Regions from separate parts of the Homo sapiens genome. Here all the other regions are linked to region 2. A link is a contact called in ENCODE Hi-C or POLR2A ChIA-PET data. All regions are on one chromosome and are shown on one strand. Each heading gives the region's core, a stretch centred on a gene start or an enhancer-like site at or near the end of the contact. The rest is flanking DNA. Distances are from core to core; before and after follow the strand shown. Region 1 overlaps KCNMA1 (potassium calcium-activated channel subfamily M alpha 1). Region 2 overlaps KCNMA1 (potassium calcium-activated channel subfamily M alpha 1). Region 3 overlaps KCNMA1 (potassium calcium-activated channel subfamily M alpha 1).

Region 1 (4,069 bases), core at 518-3,017, 200 kb before region 2:
AGGAATGGGATGGAGTAGGTGATTCAAATAGCACTAAATGCATATGCACTTATGCACATATACCAGAAGACAGAGTGAAAGTTCTTCGAGGGCAGGGTCAATGAGCCATGTATAGGTATGGAGTGGTTCATGTGGGTGGGCACCCACACAACGTGTACACACAAACATCCCCAGCCTCCCAGCACAAATATATGCTCTCCATCCAACCCCAACCCCACTCTGGGACCACTCACAAAACAGGACAGCCTAGATGAGGTGATTAGAAATGGGGGAAAGGAAAGAGAAGAGAAGTCCCAGGTCTGAATGGAGAGCTGAGAATCTAGACACAAATGCTGGCATGGGGAATGGAACCTCTGACCCCTGGATCCATACTCCTCTCACATCTACAGGAATTTAGTCCTAGGGAAACAAGAATAGACTATTCATGTAACCACTACATTCTGCTTCCTATGCCTTTTTTTTCTGGATATTAAAATTGCCACCTATGTGCTAGGAGGCTGATAAACAATAATCTATAACCAGGGATAGCCAACAACCCCTAGCCATTGGGGAGCAACAGCCTGGAGCTCACATTTCTGAAAGAGAGGGCATCCTAGAGAAAGTAGCTCAGGGTACAGTTTCAAGGCACTTCATATCAAGGCTTCCCAAATAAGAAGCCCTCATATTCATACAGGGGATGGCAGAGGCTCCTAAGAGAAAAGAAGAGCTCTCTATTTGCCAAAGGCTGGCCAATCAGGGCACGGTTGGGCAGGTAGGCTGGTACTCCCATAGCATAACAGACTGTCAAATCACTGTGGGACTTCTTTGGGCTGTTACTAGATGCAGACTTCAAAATTCTGTCTGAGCCTTCTCCAGATGTTTGCCTTGGACTCTTTGGGCCTCCCCTGGTCATCTCACCAGTCCCCTATTTAACTTATGCCTTATACTCCCTTTTCTTGCCCTCCTACCTGGCTTTGACATAGTCCTGTCATACCTGGATGGCATGACCCTGGCAATGGCACCTTGCTATGGGTCTACCTGTAAGGATTTGGAGTACAGAAGCTAAAACTATTGAATCGACAGCTAGAACCAGCCTGTTCTGAGTTCCGGACTGACAGTTGCGGATAATGAGATGCCTGAGACGTATCTCTTTCTTATTCTGAACCTTAGTATTTCAGCCAGTAGCCTAAGAGGTCTATTACAGTTCCAACTCTTGTACCTCTTGGCACATCTGCACTCAAGCAGAATGGCACACAAGCCCCTCAGCAGGGCACTCAAGGTCTACACTAACAAAGAGTACCAATGCTGAAGACTTGCTGATCCTGAATGTAGGAAGCCTGAGAACATCTGGAAAAAAAAATAATTATGTTTAAAAAACAGTTGTTCCATTTATCTGCTGCTTCACTTTGACGAACAGAAAACAATGTCACATAACATAGATAGTCACCACAAGGACACCAGCTTGTTTAAAGTTACACATGAATTTATATGTGATGCTGAAGGATAATTATAATGGCTTATATCTATTTCTAACATCTTGAAGTTTTGTTGTTGTTGTTGTTGTTATTGTTGTTGTTGTTGTTGAGGATTTTTTTTAAGAACACACAGAGAAAGACCTGGTAGAAGTCTTTCTGACATCTGGCATAGAAGACAATTATACCTTTATTGCACAAGGAAATAAAATAGCTGTGTCTTAGCTCCGTCTTTGGCTGACAGCTAAGGCCTGGAAGTTTTGTAAGTTTTCCTATTTAGGAGTTTTGTTGAGAGCCTAGCAGCCTCACAGCCAAAACGGAGTGTCTGAGATGCTGCTGATTAGAAGTCATGGGTCTGCTGAGTACAAGGCTAGAGTCACTCCTTAGGAATGTCATAAAGGACCTGGGCAGTAGAAACCAACACCACCATGGAAAATCAGACAGGATGAGTTACCTTTAAAACAAACTGTCATCATTAATAGGGAAAATGGCAATGACTTATTAACCCCTATGATTATACAATCATATCTTCAAGTATGCACACTTTTCATTTCCTTCTTGACAACTTCATGAAAGTAATGTCTCATCTCCTGGAACATTTCTTTTCCTTTTTTTTTCTTTCCTTCTTGCTTCTAATTAACATTGAAAATCATTTATTTATCAAAATTAGGTTTCCCCTGCCCATGTTTCAGAAATAATAAATAGCTGGCTGAGTATGGTGGCTCAAGCCTGTAATCCCAGCACTTTGGGAGGCCGAGGCAGGTGGATCACTTAAAGTCAGGAGTTCGAGACCAGCCTGGCCAACATGGTGAAACCCCACCTCCACTGAAAATACAAAAATTAGCTGGGAGTGGTGGTGAACACCTGTAGTCCCAGCTACTCGGGAGGCTGAGGCAGGAGAATGGTTTGAACTCGGGTGGTAGAGGTTGCAGTGAGCCAAGATCATACCACTGCACTCCAGCCTGGGCAACGGAGTGAGACTGTCTCAAAAAAAGAAAAATAATAATAAATAGCTATTTCCACCATATCAATGACATCCACTAGATTTTTGGGTATAAATTTGGAAAGAAATATGATGAATTACCTGCTCAGTGGGGTGAAGTGTCTTTCTCCTTGCTTCCTCCTGCAGGCCCTTCTTTTAATTTTATTGTCCTATCTTTGAACTTCTCTAGAGATGTTATTCCTATCATTATAAAAACATCTCTGTGAGAGGCCTAGGATGGCCCCAGGAAGCCGATTTCTTAGGATTTTCTCTTCTGTCTCTGTGAATGGATCTCTGTATCCCCACTTTCTGTTGGGCTTCAGAAATCCTTTCATTTTATGAGGAATCACTGTGTTTTTCTGGGAAAGAGGAATGGGTCTCTGTACTGAAGAATCTCACAAAAGAGAATCAGATGTTTCCTTCGCCAAGCCCCCAGATGAAAACGTTCATAAAGTGAGAATATGCCAACGTGCTGGGCAGGATCGCCTGCCTGCACAGGTCTGTACTGTAATTACATTTAAGCTCCTTTCAAAAAGCGAAATGCTCCCATTCAAAGGATCTTTTTACTGGTTACCAAAAGAACATGTTATGAAATTCTAAGCAAAGTCCATTTCAATATAATACATGGGATATGGTTAATAGAATAGGAGGAAAAAGGACTGTGGGAAGAGCTTCAATCTACTAAGCCCCCAGATTGTAGAAGATCAGATTTCATGAAGAAAACCTAAAAATAAGATAAGAAGCATTCGGCTTTGTTTCATTCTGACTGCTTAGTGCCTACTCTTGGGCTAAGGGATGCTGACAAGCTAGTATCATCAAGAATTGTCTAGGAACTGTTATTCCTACCCTAGGATTATCACAGCTTGGAATGCCTCGCCTTTCATTTTTCTCAGCTTACAACCAAGGCATGTCTAAAATGCAAAGTATCTATTTGAAATGACAAAAAAAGAAATGCAGTGAGAAAACAGATCCTGACAGTTGTGTTTTATAAAAGTCCATTCTGAGAATACAAGAAAGAAGTATACAAGTTTAAAAAAAATAAGGAAAAGAAAGCAGTTTTAAAGTAAGTCATTAGACAGCCCTAAGGCAAAAAAAAAATATTTCAAGGAGAGAAAATGATCACAATTTACTAATCAATGATGTTGAATGCAGTGCCAACATGCTTTAACAAATGCGATATTTCTTCCTAGTAGTACCATTTCATTTCTTTTAAAGTTGAATTAATAGTTTTACTAAACACTATGAAAACGATCAATAATTGCATTTCCTGAGGCATTTAGCCCAAGAAGTGCTTTTAAAAGGTATATCTTTTTATTTAGATATTTGTTAGATCTAAGCAAAATCAAATCAGGTAACATTATTCAGAAAGACATGAAAGGGTATCATCATCCTGGTCACTTGGTGCACACCCAGGTGGAGTCAGGAACATGTAGGACTGATGATCAGGTAGGTTGTTACTTGGAAAACTGGTCCTAGCTTCTAATTATTTGTCATTAGTCTTTGCTCAGCATAAACCTAAAAACGGGAGATTTATCTCTCTCTTTTCCAATGTCCTAGTCTTGAATTTTCAAGGGACATGGTGGCCTTTGTGATATCACAGCAAACTGAGGGCCCACAGGGATGATCCAGGAGAAGC
Region 2 (3,990 bases), core at 1,002-3,501:
CTTTGCTTCTTCTCTAGAAAGGAGCAAAGAAGGAAAAGAATCATTGGAGGTGAGTCAAAAGCAGGCACCGTAACTCACGGGGCCTTGTAAGCCAGGGACACAGTTTCAGATTTTACTTCAAATGGAGGCAAAACCATGGGAGAGCCATGCAGAGACACCCCTTGATGAACTCTGCTTCACGCCAATCACTCTGGCAGCTAAGAAAAGTGCATTCTCTCTCCTTTTGCAGTTCTCCTGGTGCCTAGCACAGGGCCAAGGGCACAGTAGATGTGAGCCTAACACTTGTGGCCTTTGCTGATGAAGGACAGTGAAGGGGATAAGAAAACATAAAGATATTTTGGGCTGCAAGGGAACGAACTACTGAAAAACTACTGCGGCCCCCTCTATTTATGGAGATGCTGAGGCCTTGGAGAGGGAATTGACTTGTCCAAGGTCAACCAGAAAAGTGATAGCAAAGCCAGGGTTAGTATCCAGGTTTCTGCTGATTGCAGCTCCTCAGATAAAAGTAAGTGACTTGCCTCTCTTCTCCCATATCCAGAATTGATCTCAAACACTGTCATGAATCCCCAAGGGCCAGAGAGACACACAGCATAGACCAAGGTGAGTAAACTGTTTTCTCTCTTTCTGATGATCTGAGCTTTTTCCTGGAGAGATCTCAGGTGGCCAAGAAACCAAGTTGCCCACCTCATGGTTCAGAGGAAACAATAACCTCCTGGCAGCTTCCCTGGGAGCCCATGCAGGTGCCTCAGGGATTAAGGAGCTCCTGAAAACAACTCCTTTCCTTTGCAGGAAGTGATTTTCCACCCCTGAGGCATAACACCAGGCAGAGGCTCTATCAGTGCCTGCTGATATAATTAGCTCTGGACAGACTCTCCAACCAAGGCAGACACAACCAGGCCCTTGCTCTAGAAACAAAAAGAATGTTCTGGACCTATCCCAGTACACTTCCAAACCCCACGCCTTCCTGGGCAAGTCGGGGCTCAGAGACCAACAAACCCAACAGACTTCAGCAGCAGCCAGGGAGCTGGCAGCCTCTGTCCCCTGAAATGCCACTTTTTTTTTTGTGATTCAGCCTCTGTTTCAAGCTATTTTTAGTGTAAGCAAAGGCTGCATCTGAGGGAAGGTGGTGTGGGAAAGGGGTCTTTACTTTCTCTCTCCTTTTCAATGAACTGTCCTGTTTCCCTTAGGACAGCCATTTCACCAAAAGCCACAAAACATGTGGGGAGGGAGGATTAAAAAGAAAAATGGGAAAAAGGTCAAAATTCAGCCTGTTTGCTAAAAGTCTGGGAACAGTTCTAGGAAGGTGATAGTTTCTCGATCCTTTGCGTTAACCTGCTGAATCCTGGGCTGCTCCTGCCAGTGGGGAACCAATATGCCCAGTCCATCTACCTTCCGAATTAACCAACCTCCAGTAAACAAGGAAGGCCCAGAAGTTTGCTCTCCCAGGGACGTGGTGCAAACAGGTTTAATGGTCCCCCTTGATGCCCCAGGGAAGGATGTGTGCCCTTGGAGGCTTGTGAACAGAGAAGCAAGCTTCCGCTCACAGAGGACCCTGGCTTCCCACCCTCACCCCGTCTCCATCATGTCAGCACAAGGCCAATTTTACAAACTGAAATTAACTGGATGAGCAAAAAGATAGCCTTGGTGCTTAAGAGGCTTGGGTACATTTAATTGAGTTTCCAAGTGCCCTGATTCCTTAAGAAAGCCAGAGAAGCCACTGTTATGTCCTAGATCCCTCACTACTCAAACAGGAGAGAATAGTTTTTACAATAAAAATTTTAGGGCAAATGGTGGCTTTCTGTTGTTGTCATTTCCCTGAAGTAGGTTTTTTGTTTGTTTGTTTGTTTGTTTGTTTGTTTGTTTTTTTCTGGAAAAAGCCTCACTCTGGACCCAGAGTCTAAAAATGAGGCTTTTAGTGCACCAAATTGGGCTGTTTGGGGCCCGTAGGCACGAGTCAGTCTGCCTCCTCCTAAACATAGCCTCGTAAACTAAACTTGGAAGCATCAGCTTGCGTGTGGTCCCGAGTGTGACTTTCCAAGCATGCACTCCCCTGCAACGACAAAGGCTGATGACTTTGTCATCATCATCTCTATTTTTGAGTCTCCCTGCTAAACAAACTTTCTCGCAGCTGAAATGGAGGCTCTAAGGATATTTTTCTGACAAAAACGGAGTGCTAAGCCATCAGCACCCTCTGAAGGCCTTGGGGGAAAACCTGGGTAAGAAAAGTCTCCCAGCCCAACTCAGTAGCCGCAAATACAGACATTTCATTTCCTGAAATGCCTCCAGGGGGCGCCAGCTTTCATGGGTTGGGAAGGAGGGAGGGAAGGACGGAGGAATGGAATGAGGCGAGGAAGGAAGGGAGGGAGGGAGGAAGGGAGGGAGGGAGGAGGGAGGAGTGGGGGAGGTGGGAGGGGGCAGTGGGGAGGAAGGAAGGAAGGGAGAGAGGGAAAGAAGGAAGGGAGAGAGGGAAGGGAAGGGAGGGAAAGGAAGGGAGGGAAGGGAAGGAAGGTAAGGGAGGCAAGGGAGGGAAGGGAGGGAGGCAGGGAGGGAAACCAACTACTCACATATTTGCCCAGGCCCCTGGGATTCAGCTGCAGAACTGCACAGGATGTGCAATCAGGACTAGAATGTCTGAGCTCCCAGGCCTGTCCAAGGGACTGAGAGATGGGTCACAGGTTCTGACTTATCACTAAACCCTACTTCAGAAACCTTGCCACCCCAAATCATTCTAGAAAATGCAAGCATAACATTTCCACCTTCAACACTTTGGATGACTGCACTTTGCAGCTTTTGCTGAATGAACCAACATATGTCCAGCACATTGAACAGTATCTGACCCCGAGCAGGTGCTCCAGAATGTTTGAAGGAATGGATGAAGGGATGGAGGAATAGCTCAGAGGAGCTGCCTCGCATGTGCAGTAGAATCTGGGTCTTTATCTTCTGGTGACCTCACACGCTTTCCCATCTCCTTTCAATGAATGTGTGGTCACTACCTGTCAAAATGTACATCAAACCCACCTCCCCAAATACTGGTGCAGATGTGCCCTCCGAAACCAGCCTGTCCCTGCCCTGTCAGCCTCGCCCCACCTCCAGGGAGAAGTGGATACGGAGACCACAGTAAGTGCACTTGACCCTTTTTCCTTAAGACTCATCTGTTGTCCTGCCAAGGCATTTCCTGTGACACATGCGCCCACAACGTACAGCTCCAGGGAGAGCCCAGCCCGTTCTCCAGTCCCCAGCCAGCTCAGGGAGGCTATATGAAGTGAGAATTTCCTGGCCAATTTGACAATGGTGAGTCAGGCTGGCATGAGCCAGCTGCAAAGAGGACGCAGCCTGGACAAGCCTGAATTAAGTGTGTGCACAGAGCAAACATCATCATCTGGATGGATCCAAACCAGGGCTTGCCTGGGGCATTCAGAGCCTTTCAGATGGCCCTGCCCAGAGCTGCTCAGCACTCTTGGAAGATGTCTGGGTTTGGGGAGGCTCAAGGGCTGTTCTTCTACCCCTGCCCCAGAAAAGGATTTGTTCTTCACCCCCTGACCCGTCTGTCTCCATACCAGCCCATTTCCTCCATGACATGGTGACCGGGCTCACACACACAATAACAAAAATAATAATAACCATGCTTATCAAGCACTAACCATGTCAGAGGCACTGTTCTAAATATTTTACATGCATTAACTCATTAAGAGGCAGGGACTATTATTGTCCCCATTTTGTAGATGAGGAAACTGAGGTATGAGACAATGAAGCCACTCGCCCAGGGTAAAAGCCAAGCCCCTGAGACAGATGGAGCTGGGAGTCAGGAGTCTGCAGAGGCTGGGCTTCCAACTGCCCAGCCGCACCACACACAGCAGCTCCTTCCCAAGATGGGTGTCCCAGGGAGAGAGGCAATGCAAGAGCTGAAGTGAGTTTTGAGGCTGCTATGGGCTCCACCCATCCTCCTTGTTTGTTCCAATCAAGTGAGAACGAGACACAAGGAGCAAGATG
Region 3 (4,277 bases), core at 1,742-4,241, 200 kb after region 2:
CAACCACCTTAGACGGGGCCTTGGTATTCACTACCCACTCGTCCTCCCCTAGCAACAAGCACCAACAATCCAACATATACGTAAGACTTGTGGGAAGCCCTTATTTGTCTTTATAGCCACAGAATGTGGTACATTTAAGTTGTTCCATAAATGTTTTTGTTTTTGTTTTGAGACTAAGTCTCGCTCTGTTGCCAGGCTGGAGTGCACTGGCGCAATCTCGGCTCACTGCAACCCCTGCCTCCCAGGTTCAAGCAATTCTCCTGCCTCAGCCTCCAGAGTAGCTGGGACTACAGGTGCATGCCACCACGCCCAGCTAATTTTTGTATTTTTAGTAGAGACAGGGAGGGTTTCACCATGTTAGCCAGGGTGGTCTCGATCTCTTGACTTCATGATCTGCCTGCCTCAGCCTCCCAAAGTGCTGGGATTACAGGCATAAGCCACCACGCCTGGCCTTGTTCCATAAATGTTTTTAAAGAAGAACATGCTCCCTGAAATCCAGCCCATACGCCATTCAGTCTCTGACTCTGTCTCTGACAGAGACACTCAAGAGTGAGCTGGGAGAAGGCCTGGCTGTCTGACATCACCTAGGAGGCTGAGGTCTGACCCAGTCTTCCAGACCCTAAGAAGTCTCACAGAGAACCCAGCACTCGGCTGCACTTAAGGCTTCCACAGCACGCTGTTCCAGCATCACCTCCAGCTCCCTATGGGAAGCCCACACACCTGGCCAAGGGACACTGGAGCATGCACTCCCTGCACAGTCCTCTCAGCCACTCTAGCCCTTTGCTCACGTTCTTCTCTGACCCCAGAACAACCTCCCTACCCTTCTCCAAGCTGTCCCTCAAAACCCATTGATCACTTAAGAATCTCCATAGCAGATCTTTTGTACTTGGCATACTGAACTCTGACCACATGCTGGGCAGTTTGCTGGATGACAGGAGTACCAAGAGGACGAAAACACATGCCTGCTCTCAGGCCACTCAGACTATCGGGGGAGGTGAACAGAGGAACAAATGGCTGCAACTCCTGCACAGTCAGACTGGCTGGGGTGAGTCTCAGCCCCACAACGCACTAGCCGGGTGACCTGAAGCAAGTCGCTTAACTTAAAATGTCTGTTTCCTCTTCTCTCATATGAGGACAAGCATGGTACTGATTTCACCAGGCCGTTGTCGCAGTTGTATGAATTAATATAATTAAAGACAACATTTATTTTACTCAAAAATTACTGGAGTAAGAGGAGTGAAGGTAATGCACAAGCTATATTACTTGGTTTTGTACCAAGCTCTTATCAGATTGCTTTCACTAGATTGGTGCCCTGTGCACATGGCAGGCCCTCAAGAAATGTTTGTAACCCTTCCTTGAACATGCTCTGCACTTTACCCAGCTTTTCTGTTCTCATCACCTCTTCAACATTGTTTGTATAAAAATTATGTATTCTGCAAGGATGAGATCAGATGCCACCTCCCCTAATTAGGTTTACATGCTTCATGATTCCCAGACGAACAACTTCCCTGTCTTGTTTTTGGATTTCTCAGGCATCTAAAAACAGGTCCTCACCACCTTCAGTTATACCCATCCATATAGGTATACTATATGCTCCTATCAGACCACAGCTCCTTGAAGACAAATACTGAGATTCATGCATTGTTATTTGGGGCCAAGGCTCTAGCGACAGAACAATTAAAAAGCAGTGCTATTTCTGTAGGGGAGCACTCCAAAACTCCTTTCCAAAACCTTTTTCTCATAAGCCCATGAGCCAGAATGGCTTTCCAGAACCTCATTTTTATCAAAAATAGAAACCAATCTGACCACGCACACTTTATATCAGAGTGAAATGGAACATCCCAAACTTTTATCAACATGCATTTTCTGTTCCCGGTATATAATAAAGGGTCCCAATGTTTATCTAACATTTTTCTGAAATCAGTATGTAACACTCTCCACTTCTGAATCTGATGGGGCACCAGTCAGTTTCATAGTCATCACTGGAGAGACTCTGTGCCAGATTTTGTCTTCAGTTGTAACACAGGATCACATGGTCACTCTACTGAGCTATTCCCACCCACACTCTTGGTTCTAGGGATGATGAAGGGAAAAACAAAATGGTTCTAGCACCTGGATGCAGACCGTTGCATGTTCGACGTCCTTTTCTTGTGCTCCATATGAAACATGTCCCAGATCCTTCACGAGCAACCCTCCACTGTTCAGTTTCATAGGAGCGCAGAAAACAAGTCCAGTTTCAAGTAGGTAGTAATTTCTGTTTCATTTCATGAACAAAATAGAGATGCAGCAATAAATTACATGATTTGAGCCCTCATTAGTAGACAGTAAATGTCACTGTTTATTAAAAAGCTAATAATCCATTCAATTTTTTAAATTAAGCAATAAGACTCTAATATAATAAATTTGAATAATTAAGCCTAATATTAATGGAGTGAAAACATGAGGGAAGAAAGAAGTTCTAAAATCTTTATTTTTCCCTCCACATAAAACATGTTAATAATGATCCCACAGGTGAAAGAAGTTTCTATGTGCATACCAGTGGAGTACTTATTTGTCAAAGCAAGAACTCACACGTATGCTTAGATGGCTGGAAATCTCTAGGGAAGTACAGAGAACTCTCCTAACTCAGCCCTCACTATTGACTCCTAGCTCTATTTTTACCTGATCTGTTTTTATTGCTGGACTCCACTCTCTTTCCATTACATACAGCCTAAGAATTTTCTACTCCAGCTAGAAAGAGCTCTGACTAGGACACAAGTTTACAACCAGGATGGTTGGTCTGTACGTGCTGTCTTCTCCCTGCTCAATAAAAGGAGAGCATCCTTGTGTTAGAAATAGCTTGGTATCTGCGGCCATACCACCCTGGACACACCTGATCTTGTCTGATCTTGGCAGCTAAGCAGGGTCTGGCCCAGTTAATACTTGGATGGAAGAAACAACTTTGCACAACAGTTCTAAACAAAGCACAGTTTGAACTTATTCTTCCTGCCACACAGCCTTCCCACCACGTGAGGCCGTAGCATCATCTCTGCTTGGAAACTCTACACCAAGATTGCACCATCACGCCCTGAAGAAGGCAAGAAGCCTTTTCTCAGGCCACTGAATATAGGCTTATGTAAACAGGCAGTATAACTCAGTAGGCGGAGATGAAACATTTGCACTTCTCTCCAAGCATTATAATGAGAAAGCAAAACTCTTTATACAAGCTAAACCCTTTTCTACATTCTTAAGTGTCCAAACAAACTTTTCCCCAGCAGCCTGCACTTCTATGGCTTTGCATTATTGGGATAAGCCAAGAGGGAGGGAACAGGAGCCTTTCCTCCTAAGCTCAGAGAGATCAAAGAAAACAAAGCTAGAGAGTGTGAGGGATTCTGCTTGGTGAGCATTTCTCAGCAGAGTGGACTTTCTGTGTCTGGGCTGCGGGCCCCTGAGTGTCCGGTGCTCTGAGGACACCTTCAGTGGAATCTGTGGAAGGTACACATCAGATCTGCTCCCAGTAATAATGCCCTGCTTTGCAGAGGCTGTTTTGCTTTCCCAGGTGCTTTCATGTCTTTTATTGATCAACAAGCAAACACTTACTGAGCGCCTATCAGATGCAGGGCCCCAGGTGGAGTTATCTCACCGACAGATCATCTCACGGCCCCAGTCTTCAGATATATGTGCCACTCTGAAAAGAAAATAAGGCCCAGATCTGCCTTCAAGATGTTTATAGTTTATTTGGAGACATAAGCAGAGTCCCACAGAAAGAGAAATAATACTGCAAAGCACTCTATTTTAAGTTAGTCTTCCTCAAACTTTGATCATAATCACAACCACATTAGGAGCTTATTAAAAGTCAAAGGGGCCTGGATCACATCTTTGGAGATTCTAATTCCATGGGAATGAAGCCTGGGTCCCTGTATTTTTAACAAGCAGCCACAAAGATTAAAAATTTAAAACCTAAGACAGTGCCTAAGTGGCAAATGAGACAGTCACTCCTGTTGGCCGAGGTCAAAGGACTCCAGCAAGGTCAGACATAAAAGAGACCTGCAAGGGCAGACAGGAGGCTGAGAGCAGAAAGGCAGAAAGGGGCAAGGTAGGAAGTTAGGAGGGAGAGGGGGATAGGGTCCCAAGAACAAGTGCAATATTCATGTAGGGGACAGAATGCAGAAAATTCTGGATGTAGGAGAAGGCTGCCCTAGAGGATTGAGAGATCAAGACAGACAGGTAGGTCTGGAGTCCAGGGCCGTGGGACTGCAGTCTGGGCCCTGATATTTTATCATATCAAAGTAAGGAGG

Evidence for each region. Hi-C counts contacts between places; a loop is a spot of excess contacts on that map. ChIA-PET counts read pairs that join two places held with the same protein, here RNA polymerase II (POLR2A). Pooled maps may share reads with other maps.
Region 1: a map of PC-3 shows a loop between it and region 2 (4-fold over the local background). The contact joins two enhancer-like sites. A Hi-C loop is called at or near these places in 2 of 168 maps with a recorded cell type or tissue (PC-3 and breast epithelium) and 2 of 50 pooled maps. POLR2A ChIA-PET finds 5 or more read pairs at or near these places in 2 of 52 experiments (PC-9 and activated T-cell).
Region 3: a map of prostate gland shows a loop between it and region 2 (5-fold over the local background). The contact joins two enhancer-like sites. A Hi-C loop is called at or near these places in 6 of 168 maps with a recorded cell type or tissue (Caco-2, MCF 10A, PC-3 and 3 more) and 6 of 50 pooled maps. POLR2A ChIA-PET finds 5 or more read pairs at or near these places in 1 of 52 experiments (GM12878).

The regions. Positions count from the first base shown.
Region 1 is chr10:77,193,509-77,197,577 of GRCh38, forward strand. The region is part of intron 3 of KCNMA1 (potassium calcium-activated channel subfamily M alpha 1); the gene reads right to left. Among named protein-coding and RNA genes, the nearest start is that of KCNMA1-AS2, 55 kb to the left of the region's middle. Within about 2 kb of position 1,768, at least 6 of the 41 ENCODE cell types and tissues checked have a DNase peak (open chromatin) inside an H3K27ac peak, as active enhancers do; they include PC-3, where a contact is called at or near this core.
Region 2 is chr10:77,389,785-77,393,774 of GRCh38, forward strand. All of the region lies in intron 2 of KCNMA1 (potassium calcium-activated channel subfamily M alpha 1), which reads right to left. Among named protein-coding and RNA genes, the nearest start is that of KCNMA1-AS3, 41 kb to the left of the region's middle. Within about 2 kb of position 2,252, at least 13 of the 41 ENCODE cell types and tissues checked have a DNase peak (open chromatin) inside an H3K27ac peak, as active enhancers do; they include PC-3, ascending aorta and prostate gland, where a contact is called at or near this core.
Region 3 is chr10:77,584,205-77,588,481 of GRCh38, forward strand. All of the region lies in intron 1 of KCNMA1 (potassium calcium-activated channel subfamily M alpha 1), which reads right to left. It also overlaps the pseudogene RNA5SP321. Among named protein-coding and RNA genes, the nearest start is that of KCNMA1, 51 kb to the right of the region's middle. Within about 2 kb of position 2,992, at least 12 of the 41 ENCODE cell types and tissues checked have a DNase peak (open chromatin) inside an H3K27ac peak, as active enhancers do; they include PC-3, ascending aorta and prostate gland, where a contact is called at or near this core.